Linked DNA regions of Mus musculus: region 1 is linked to region 2. Evidence: chromatin loops called from intact Hi-C (ENCODE). Cell type or tissue: left cerebral cortex. All regions are shown on one strand. Links, peaks and the distances in the headings refer to the core of each region. The heading gives the core; the rest is flanking DNA. Region 1 overlaps Me3 (malic enzyme 3, NADP(+)-dependent, mitochondrial). Region 2 overlaps Me3 (malic enzyme 3, NADP(+)-dependent, mitochondrial).

Region 1 (5,380 bases), core at 63-5,062, 160 kb before region 2:
TGCAAGTGGGTTGAGTAAGCTGCTGCTGCTGTGAACTAAACTGCAGATTTCCAGATAATACAGACAGGACTTGCTCCAAAGAACCTTTCTAAACATGTCTATTCCCCATCTCCTGCCCCCTGTATTCATTCTTTTCCACTACCTCTGGTGGTTGGTGGACTAAAAGGGAAGTTAAAGCATTTTAAGAACCATCATTAAAAGTAGGTCTTGAAAAAAAAGTTTCAGCCTATAAATAAAGGAATGGGGCATTTTCTTGATTAGTGATTGACATGAAATGGCTCAGCTCACTGTGAGCAGTATGACCCCTAGGCAGGGGTCTTGGGTGATATAAGAAAGCAAGTTTAGCAAGCTGGTAAATGGTGTTCCTCCATAGCCTCTGCTTCAGCTCCTGCCCTGACTTCCCTTCATAAAGGGCTATGGTTGGAACATGTAAGCTAAATAGACCCTTTCTTCCCCAAATTGCTTTTGGCCAGCATTCTGTCACAGAAAAGAAAAGAAAAGAAAAGAAAAGAAAAGAAAAGAAAAGAAAAGAAAAGAAAAGAAAAGAAAAGAAAAGAAAGGGAAAGGAAAGACCAAAACCCTAACTAAGATGGCTGGTATTTTTCTATCATCGAGTAAAGCCTTAAGTGGTTATCTTTATACATTCCTATGCCTCAAATGATGAAAGATGTAGCCAGGATAAGTTCAAAGTAATAGGAATCTACCCATATGAAAAAATGAGAGGGTCTGGTCTAAAACTTGATATTTAGTCAGCCTCCTTTCTTGACCTGAAAAGGCTGCTTCAGTGTTTTTAATTTTTTTTTTTGAAAAGCTTCTTTAAGAAAACAAATTAGTCCAAGTCTGGCCTCGTTCTCTTGAAATGTGTTTTGGAGCCCTACAGACACTGCCATGCCTCTGGGAATAAATAACCCAGCTGCTCACAGCGTAATTGCAAAGGAATACAAGTTCAATGAACTTGGGACACTAGACATTCTCATGACCTGGTGAGAAAGAGAGTAGGGCTCCAGTTTCCAGGCTGGCTTTTCTTTCTACAAAGACAAATCATTAGTGAGGCTCACTCGATCATCAGACAGAAACCACAATCGACACCATCGTCTTTGGCCTTCTCATCCCCCGCTTGCCAACTGAAAAGAAAACAAGATCTAGACACTTCTTTCTGTGTCAGTTTATTCTCCCCTGATAGTAGGAGAATGAAACTAAGGCATAGAGGCTGCAGAATTCAGTCACGTCCCATACATCGGAAGGGTCGGAGCAAGTCTGCATATCCATTTCCTGACTTTATTGCTTCAACCAGTTCCTAAACTAGAATGTTGTTCCTGGACAGATGATGGAGCACAGAAACATGAAGAGCTTCCAAGAAAGACTGCACACAGGCCCTGAACCTAGCATGGTAGCTTTAATCCTATTGGTACCAAACACCTGTTGTTCTGATGTGTGTGTTGTGTGTTCAGCACACACCTGTGATCCTGATGGTAGCACGCACCTGTAATTCTAATGATAGCACACATGTGTAGTCTTCATGCTCAGCTGACCAGAATAGGGGGGTTGCCAAATTTAATACTCTTCCTTATTGAAAGATGGGGAGAGATAGTGCCTTATCAAATACTCTGCAAGATCAGGGTGGACTCACTTTAAAACACTGGCTCTCCACCTAAACGTAGCTCGGATGATCTCTTTAAAATTATCACCAGGATTTTTTTTTAAATACTAATTTCAGTGCTCACTCTAGAGATTCTGATTGTTGGTCTGACTATGGCCTGGGTCTCAGAACTCAAGCTTGCCACGTAGTTCAAATGCATAACCAGAATTGAAGAATTAAGAACCACTGCTTAGGACAGTGTATCTTAGTTTGTGGGCCTGAGTCTACTTAAACATCTGCTGCCTCAGGAGCAGATCCCAGAAGAGGTTTCTCTACAATATGGGAAGGGTGCTGGTGACAGGAGTAGGCTGGAGTAAGTAGACAGAAGTAGACAGGAGTAAGGCTGGAGAGCAGCTGGTCACACCTACTGCCCATGGTGATGGTTGTGGGAGCCAAAAGGTGGCCATTCTTATATACTAGCATGGAAATTCTTTGTGTACTTACATCTCAACTCTCCTACTAGATTCTAACCTTTTTCAGAGTGAGATTCTTGCACCCAAAAATTTCTGTCATCTTCCCTGTTAAACTGTATACTCCAGGAAAGAGGGTATAAATTAGACTTCTTCACTATCCCCCAGACTACACAGCACAGGGTTTAGCAAATGGTCACTGGGAACAAATATTCCTGAGAAAATGGTATTTCCTTTTTTTTTTTTTTTTTTTTTTTTTTTGTCATTCCAGAAACTACATTCTCCCCCTCTAAAACTAAGACTATGCTTTGGTGCAATGCAACTGAGGCCACTACGAAAGCTTGCTGAGTCTGTAGCCCTCTGGACAGGTTCAGCTAGTGAGCTATTTCTTTGTTCCAGGTATCCAAGCTTCTGCTAAGCACTCAATCTGCCTGACAGAGGAGACTTTAGGACATTGGCTGAGTCCTAAGGGCTGTGATTTTGGGGTTGATACTAAATCCTTCACGAGTCAGCAGAAAAGCTGCCAAGGACATGTTTGCCAAGTGGCCATGAACATAATTCTCAGAACCTTGGTCATTTCACTCTGAGTCTGATTGAAAAATTATATTTGTGGTTGGGCATCGCAAGAACAAAAGAATTATGCTTAATATTGATTTGCATACTGGCAGAGAGATTGTTCACTGTTTGAAGAAGGCGTCCTTCTAACCTTGAACCCCACCAAAGCTGAGCAGATCTGGTTGCACAGTCCTCAGAGCCACAGTTACTCAGAGGGAATACAAGTGGGGAACTGAGATTTGCTGAGAATGTGTTGGGTTTTTGTAAGCCATTTTATAAACATCAGCCCACTCAGTCCATGCCACACTGAATTTTACCCATGAAGATATTTTCAAAACCCAGGCATAAGCCTGCGCTCCATCTGTCTTGAAAAGTGGGAAGCTCAATCCCCAACAGGGCCTCCAAGGTCTTCCATGGGCTCTCTAGTTCTACCGTCTCTGATGTGATAGGTGTACAGTGACCCTCACTCCATTTTGCTAGTGATGTTTATATATCTTTGTCCTTCTCTGGAGCATCCTTCTCCCACCTCCCTTTGAGTCCTGAAGCAACCCTCTGCCCACTTAGTTCCTTATTGTCCTTCCATTCTCCATAACATCTATCAGGGACTAGGAAAGAGACAGAAGCCACCACATCACCATTTGAATAGCAGTGATGAAAATCATATGATGACTTATTAAATATGTGTTTAATTATTTAAATTGTTTAACTTTTTTTGTTTTGTTTTGTTTTGTTTTGTTGGGACAGAGTTTCTCTGTGTAACCTTGGATGTCCTAGAACTCACTCTGTAGACCAGGCTGGCCTCAAACTTAGAGATCAGCCTGCCTCTGCCTCACAAGTACTAGGATTAAAGGCATGAGCCACTGCCAATATTAAATTATTTGATAAATTTTACATTATTTTAAAAGCTGTTTAACCCGGTAACATAAAAGAGAAAAGGAAACTTCAAGCTGAGATTGACAAAGTGTAACCTGCAGACCAAATCCAGTTCATGGTCTGTTTTGTTTGACCAGTGAGTTAAGAATGCTTTTATGGGTTTTGTTTTGGTTTTTTTGTAACCTCAATAAACATTGTCAGATAAACGAGCAACAATGATAGCATGTGTCCCACAGAGTCTGAAGTATTTATTCTCTGCTCCTTCAGATGAAAAGCTCAATGACCGCTGCTCTAAAGTTTCATGAGGTAGCAAGTGTAGGAAGCAGCTGCCATTTCTAGTAAGACTTAGAATTATTAAAATGTAGAAAGCTAGAGAAGGGGCCTGGACCTCTGAAAAGGGAGCCCAGCTGCCTGGTGCAAGCATCTCTGGGGCAGAGTCTGATGGAACTGGATTTATAAGCAGTGAGAAAATTGTGCACCCTCCTGAAATGCTTCCACAGGATGTATCTGCTGCTGGTGATACTGGGATACCTGGTGATACAGGTATCTGGGCAGGTGAAGAACCCTGCCCAGGTTTTGTCCCAGAAACCACTCAGGAAGTAGAAGAAACAAGTCACTTCTCCCTCCAGTCTCCCTCCGTTGTTCCATCTCAACAGAGCTGAACGGGGAAGCAGTTTGCAAAGCAGGTCTTTGGTTTGCAGGTTCCCAGTCCTGAGCAACCTGACCAGATGGTAGAGAAACAGGTTTGTGTCAAAAGGGGTGTGATCTAAACACTAATATAAGGAGGTTTGCCGTGACGTCACCAGTGCTCCATCCTACCTTTATTGGACTGTACACTGTTTCTCCACTTTGTTAGCTATATTTAGTAAAGTACTAGTAAGAACCACATCCCAGAGCACCTTGGCCCAATTTTCAATGTTCAGTCTTGACAAGAAGACACATTGGTCTCACTTTGCAAGTGATGAAGTTAACACGGAGATACTCAATGAAACACTCAGCTAGAGAACATAACAGACATGGAACACAGACACTCTTAGTCCAGGGTCTGTGTTCTTAAGAGGACACTACAGTGCCTTCAGCTCTCAGTTTCCCTTATGAGTCTTGCCCAGTGTCTCTCTTGATCTCTTGTTTGACTGGCTTCAAGCCTTTTCTGCTAACCAAATGACCCCTTCAGCCTGCCACAAGGTCTGCCAAATAGGAAGCTCTTCATAAGTGCTTGTTGAGTGACTCAATGAATGGAAGAGAAATCTGTGTCATAGGAAAGTTAAGGCAACAGTTATTAATCGGAGTAAAGACTCACACTCTATCTGGTCAAGGGCCCTGTTCTTCCCAGTCATGAGCTGGCAAGGTAGAACCCTCGACCGGCTGGTGACAATGAGCTTCCTGATGATAAGCTGTTTCCTGCATGTTGAACAAATGATATGTTTTGTCTGTCCTTACAGCTATCGGGAGCATGTGATCAGCTATACTTCTCATTAGGTAGCCATGCTGCATCAAAAAGAAAAAAGGAAAAAAAAGAAAAAGAAAAAAGAAAAAAAATCACTATACCAGTTGTCTCCAAAACCAGGGAGTCAATCTCTGAAAAAGACTTTCCTACACAAGTTATGCTGACTGCTGCTAGTGTCTAATGAGGATTTTGAACTGGGATTGGGGATTCTTGGGATTTTTACATCATATGCTGCTAAAGCATTTATATATTCTTCAATGATAATACTTAAAAAATTTTATTTAAAATCTCAAGGAAAGCAAATATTCCTTCTGACAAATTTGGACATAGCTAAATGGTGCTCCCTCACCTCAGGACAACGTGATTGTTCCTTCCTATATCATTTCTATCTCCTGTCTCATCACTCTGCCACAAAGGCCAGACACTAGCTGAGCTATATGGGCCTTGTGCAACCCA
Region 2 (5,380 bases), core at 107-5,106:
TTAGTTCATATCATTGTTCCTCCTATAGGGTTGCAGACACCTTTAGCTCCTTGGGTACTTTCTCTAGATCCTTCATTAGGGGCCCTGTGTTCCATTTCAAAGACCAAAAACCCTTTTGGCTCATCTAATTAGCATGGCCAATTAAAATGAAATGCTTCATCCTAACATGAGGTTTCCCCCTTTACCTTTATAAGCTGTCATTCGCCTATGGGTTAGGTCTGTCTCTCTCTATTTGGAGACAGTTCTTTGTCACCTACCCCAATAAATACCTCACTGCACCCTCCCTTGCTTCTTTCCCCTTCTCCCTCATACTCTATCAGGGTCATTGTCTCTTATTCTGTGCCCTTTGTCCCTCTGAGGCAAATAAATCTCCTTTATGCTGAGAACTTGGTCTTGAGTTGTCTTGAGCCTATACAGGTCCCTACAGATTTCACAGTATCCTGAAAGATAGGCTAGGAAAGACTCCTGAATGCAGATGGTGTTGGAGACAGGCCCTGCAGTTCGAATAGGAGTTGTCCTAGTCACAAAGAAACCTATACAGAGAGAACCATCAGCTGAAGCAAAGCCACATATAAAGGTCCACAGTGGATTGGAAGCAACAGCATATGCGCAGTGTCTAGAGATATGATGGCTTCTGAGCACTTAGGCTAGGGACAACTGAGCACTCCTGTGACGTGAACCTGGCTCCCAAAGGCAGAGGAAACCTCTTTAGAGGGAAACCTCGTTTGGTTTGGTTTGGTTTGGTTTGGTTTGGTTTGGTTTGGTTTGGTTTGGTTTGGTTTGGTTTGGTTCTCAAGTTGGGGTTTCTCCGTGTAGCCCTGGCCATCCTGGAACTCACTTTATAGACCAGGTCTTGTCTTAAATTCAGAGATCCACCTGCCTCCTAAGTGCTAAGACTAAAGGCATGAACCGCCACTACCCAGCATGAGGAAATGTTTTTTATTTTATTTTTGAGAACTTGATGAGCACGCCCAAATCACTTCCTCTCCTCCCTTCCCCCTCTGGCTCCTTCCATACCTCAAAATCCATGAACTCTTGTACTTTAGTTATTGTTGGTACCTGGAACTGAGGGCCCTATATGGGGCTGTGTTCAGAAAGATGTGGAGAATTGGGGTAGAGGGGAGCCAACTTACGGTGAGAACAGTCATTGTATGATCCTGGCCAGCAACGGAATGCAGTAGTTCCACAGAGAGAGGGCTTTGCCCTGAATCCCAGCCCCAACTGCACAAACTCCTTTGTGCAGGAATCTCAAAGTCTCTCAAAGAGCACTCTGCTCCAGCTAAGGGGGGGGGGGTGCATCAAGGTGAAGTCTCTGGTCAATACATTTAGAGACTGCTGGGTTAAACCTTTTTCTTGAAGCATAGCTTTTCAAAGCCTTTAATACACACTACGTCTGGTATGTGTAATATAAAGAGTTATCCAAACTTATTTTACTAAGGAAATTTATCTGAGAGCATTTCAAGGGCATAGAGTTTAATGGAATGTGTAAAATAAATTTTTAAAGACCTGGAGTTTCATGATTCTGCCAGTTCTAGTTTCTGGGTGAAAAAAAAAAAGAAATAATTTTCCATGGGGTGATGACTGGTAATTTCAGTGGGCACTAGGCCAAGAGAGATCTGCATGTGGTTTTCACAGGGAAAACGGAGCAGGCTCACTTGAGAATAGGATCCTGTCTTGAATTCAGTCACTGGATTCACATGCAGGCCTAGCAGGCTCACCTGTTCCTTCCAGCTCCGTCATATGTCTTCAGGCCTGAAAGGGTCAGACCAGATGTTGAGAAAACGGCAGGCCCTGGTCTCTGGAGCAAAAATCGACTGTGGCCTCTGGAATGCTCTGCTCTCACCAGCACTCCTCTCTGCACCTCTGTGCAGGAAAACCCCTCAGATCCCCTCATCCCAAAGAGGCTTGGCCCCAAGTGGTAGGTGCCCAGCTCTGTTGTCCTTGGCCTGAGTCTCCTTAACCTGTCACACAAGTCACCATTTTACAGCCTGTTAGAAAAATCAGACATCCACACATCATCTTGTGCCTATAAGTGAGCCCTAGCCTTGGAAATGGAGAGGCTTCCATGACGGTTCAAGGCTGCTTCCCAGCTGCACCGCCAAGTAGAAAAAGTAGAGAAGTACAGGAGGCTTGGGAGAGCCTCTTTCTCCGTGGCAGGACTTCTGCGTGAGAGGAGCATCCGATCGTCCTCTGCTGTTGCCAGGGCTACAGGGTAAAGGGTCAAAGGTGCAGATGGGGGCAGGTAAGCAGGAACCTCTCGGGTTCAGGGTGTTTTCCGGCAAGGCAAGACTAAAGACACAGGCTGAGCTAAGACTGACTTAAATGTAAGAGCCCAGAGGGGAGGAGAGTGGGGCATCCTTGGACTGCTCCTGAATTATATATAGCCACCTGCTGGTCTGCCTGTGTACGTACAGAAAGGACCCAAGGGCTGATGCTCCAGATTGCCTTGGCATGCGCAACTCTTACAAGGACCTAGGAAGGGCGCCCTTTCCTGCCTCCCCCACAACATCTTAGTCTTAACAGAATCTCTGAGGGATGTACATTTGTCAAGTCCAACCTCGAGCATTAAGTAACCCTTCTGATGGTCTCAGATAGGGAACTATGGAGCCAGAGAAACAGAAAGGAAACTCAGGCAAGACTCCGGGGTTTTCAGAGACAATGGAAGAGAACAGCTTTTCTGGCTCCCTGTTTTGTGTTTTCTGCATCCGTGGATCATCCCAGCTGAGAAAGAGGTCAAGCCCCACTACCTACTGTGTTTCTTCTTCTCTATATCTAGGTTACTTTTAACATAAAACCGAAGGCCTGCCAGGTTAGAACCACTCAGGATTCCCTCTCTGGAAGCAGTGTGTGCATGGTAAAGTAGTATGAAGACAGAGGGTGTGATTCAAAGCTTGGTGTGCTGCCGGGCTGCCGGTAACTCACAAAGGCCAACTATTTTTCTCCCTTGTTCTTGGTATGTTATAAGCATTTAATAGATAGTTAACATTTGTTTCTATAAAACATGTTTCCATAAAAGCCTGTTTTTCACCATACATGGTTGAATTGAGAGCTGTGTGTTTTCACTTGACCCGTTTAGATTTTCATTTTGAATTTTTGGCTTTGTTCTTAATCAAGTTGTGACTTGTTTAACAAGTTAGGAGGTAAATTCACAACAATTGTTTCAAGTATCTACTCTTCTAAAAATTACTGAATGAGAGTATTGGCTCATCACAGAAGCCATAGAGAAGAGGCTGGTGGGGAGAGGGATAGGATAACACAGCTCCAGGCTCCCAGGTCACAGTGAAGAGAAATGGCAGATACAAACAAGAGTAGAAGAGAGGGAGAACAGGAGTGGAAGTGAGCTTTAGTCAAAGACTGGAAGGGGTCAGTGTATAAACCCCATAACAGGGGCTATTCCTGGACCAGGGAGCATCCTTGGGGATACACACCCCACGAAGATCAGGCTTGTGAAGGTTCTGACATGCTTGGCACTGTGAGACTCTTGGGTTCATGTGGCTCAATTTTGTTTGTTTGTTTTTTCAATTCTGAGTCAGAATTAAATTGGCCTGAACTGTTGGAGTTCTGTTCTATATTCTGTGAAACCAAGGGAGACTTCTTATGTACAATTAAATGAAACGTAATGAAATGTGGAACAGTAATACACTGAATAGAGATAGTTATAATTTTTGCCTTCTTTTTACCTTACCAAATGGGCAGCACTGCTTCAAGGACGGGGTGTGCATGAGTACATGTTAGTATGTGGTGGAAAGATCCACACACATAACTGGTTGTGTTGTCTAAAGTCTTCAGATTTTTTTAGCCCCAGGCTAGTTGTGAAACAACAGTGAAAGTCTTATGTATAGTAAAATGTCAAGACATTCTGTTCCCTACTCCCAGTCCAAATACTTGCAATTCATGACCTGAACAAAAAAAAATTCACAGTACATTTTGGCTTGACAGGCGTGTCATTATGTTTATGAGTGGGTGGTTTTATTTATTATTTCTATTCATACTGTAATTGTTTTTCTGTATCCATGGGAGATTTGTTCTGAAACTCCTATAGATGTCAAAACTGTGCATGGTCAAATCCCCTATGTAATATAATCTACATATACACTGTTCTATATAATCATCATGTGTATATTACTAATGATACCTTATACATTGTAAATACTACACCAGTAACTGTTACTTTACACTGTTTAATAACTAATGACAAGAATCGTTTTTTAACATTTCCAGTGTAGGATTGCTGAACCCATGAATGCAGAATCTACAGATATGAAGGACTAACATATTCTTACAGAGTGTTGCATGGTGCATAGTACTGCTTGTCAACAGAATAGTATACCATGGCGTCTTAGTTAAGGTTTCTATTGCTGTGAAGAGACGCCACGACCATAACAATATAAGGGAAACTATTTAATTGGGGCTGGCTTATAATTTCAGAGGTTTAGACCATTATCATAGCAGGAAACAGCAGCATACAAACAAACATGGTGCTGGAGATGGGCTGAGAGTTTACATCTTGATCCGCAGGCAGCAGAAAGAGAGTGCTTCCACACTGAACAGTGCATGAGCATATAAGACCTTAAAGCCCACCACCTTGATGATGACACACTTCCTCCAAAAAGGCCACACCTACTCCTATAAGGCCACACCTCCTCATAGTGTTGCTCCCTATGGACCTGTGGGAGCCATTTTTATTCAAACCACTGCACATGGACTACATTATTAAAAGAAATTATGGAACTGCTTTCTAAAAACTAGAAAAATATGGCAATCTGTATTTAATTATACACAGAGATAGCAATATGGAATGTTGATAATCATACTAATGGTACAAGGGAACCCAAAGAGAAACATGTCATAGCCCTCCCTACTGCCATCCCATTGAGCTACACATGGAGAAATCATTAAGTCGCCTGAGGGTCACAGTGAAGCCCAAGGCCAGTGCTATGTGCTTCTCAGCATCCAACCCAGTTCCTTACACCTCACTCTTCTCCCCCTTTCTGGAGTCCTCTGGAGCTAGATCTGTGATTTAAAACTTCTCCTCCATCCTGTTACTCTGCTCCCTCTTCCTGTCCTGAAGCCGTCTAGTGCTCCCACCATCAGCTCTGACTAAGACTCCAGAAAATATGAGGCAGGTACGCAAGCTTACCCAGCCGCTGGCATTTATATCCAACAGAAGAAGAAGCCATGATCAAAAAAGGAGGTCAAAGCAGTGTTTTCTGGGTCATGTCAGAGCTTTTCACTCCCTCATAGCCAGTGACCTCATCAGAACATCACCATCAAATAGGTCCCACACGCCCCTTCTAGAAAGAAAGGAATAAATCTCTCCACAGCTTGTCCCAAGTAGGCCTCATGTTTGCGGTCAACACCACTGTGGCAAGAGCAGGCC

What was found. Peaks named below come from ENCODE experiments on the same cell type or tissue, not always from the same donor. Only the 100,000 strongest peaks of a DNase experiment are listed, where the experiment ranks them.
Region 1: a loop joins it to region 2, with 2.2 times the contacts of the local background. A loop is called at or near these places in 2 of 42 quality-filtered maps.

Annotation. Positions count from the first base shown.
Region 1 is chr7:89,668,724-89,674,103 of GRCm38, forward strand. The region is part of intron 1 of Me3 (malic enzyme 3, NADP(+)-dependent, mitochondrial); the gene reads left to right. Among named protein-coding and RNA genes, the nearest start is that of Me3, 39 kb to the left of the region's middle. In left cerebral cortex, for the core only: no CTCF peak of the experiment used is centred there; DNase peaks (open chromatin) are centred at 1,956 and 2,910; H3K27ac peaks cover 400 bases.
Region 2 is chr7:89,827,017-89,832,396 of GRCm38, forward strand. All of the region lies in intron 6 of Me3 (malic enzyme 3, NADP(+)-dependent, mitochondrial), which reads left to right. Among named protein-coding and RNA genes, the nearest start is that of Ccdc81, 74 kb to the right of the region's middle. In left cerebral cortex, for the core only: a CTCF peak has its summit at 2,396 (motif pointing left); a DNase peak (open chromatin) is centred at 2,392.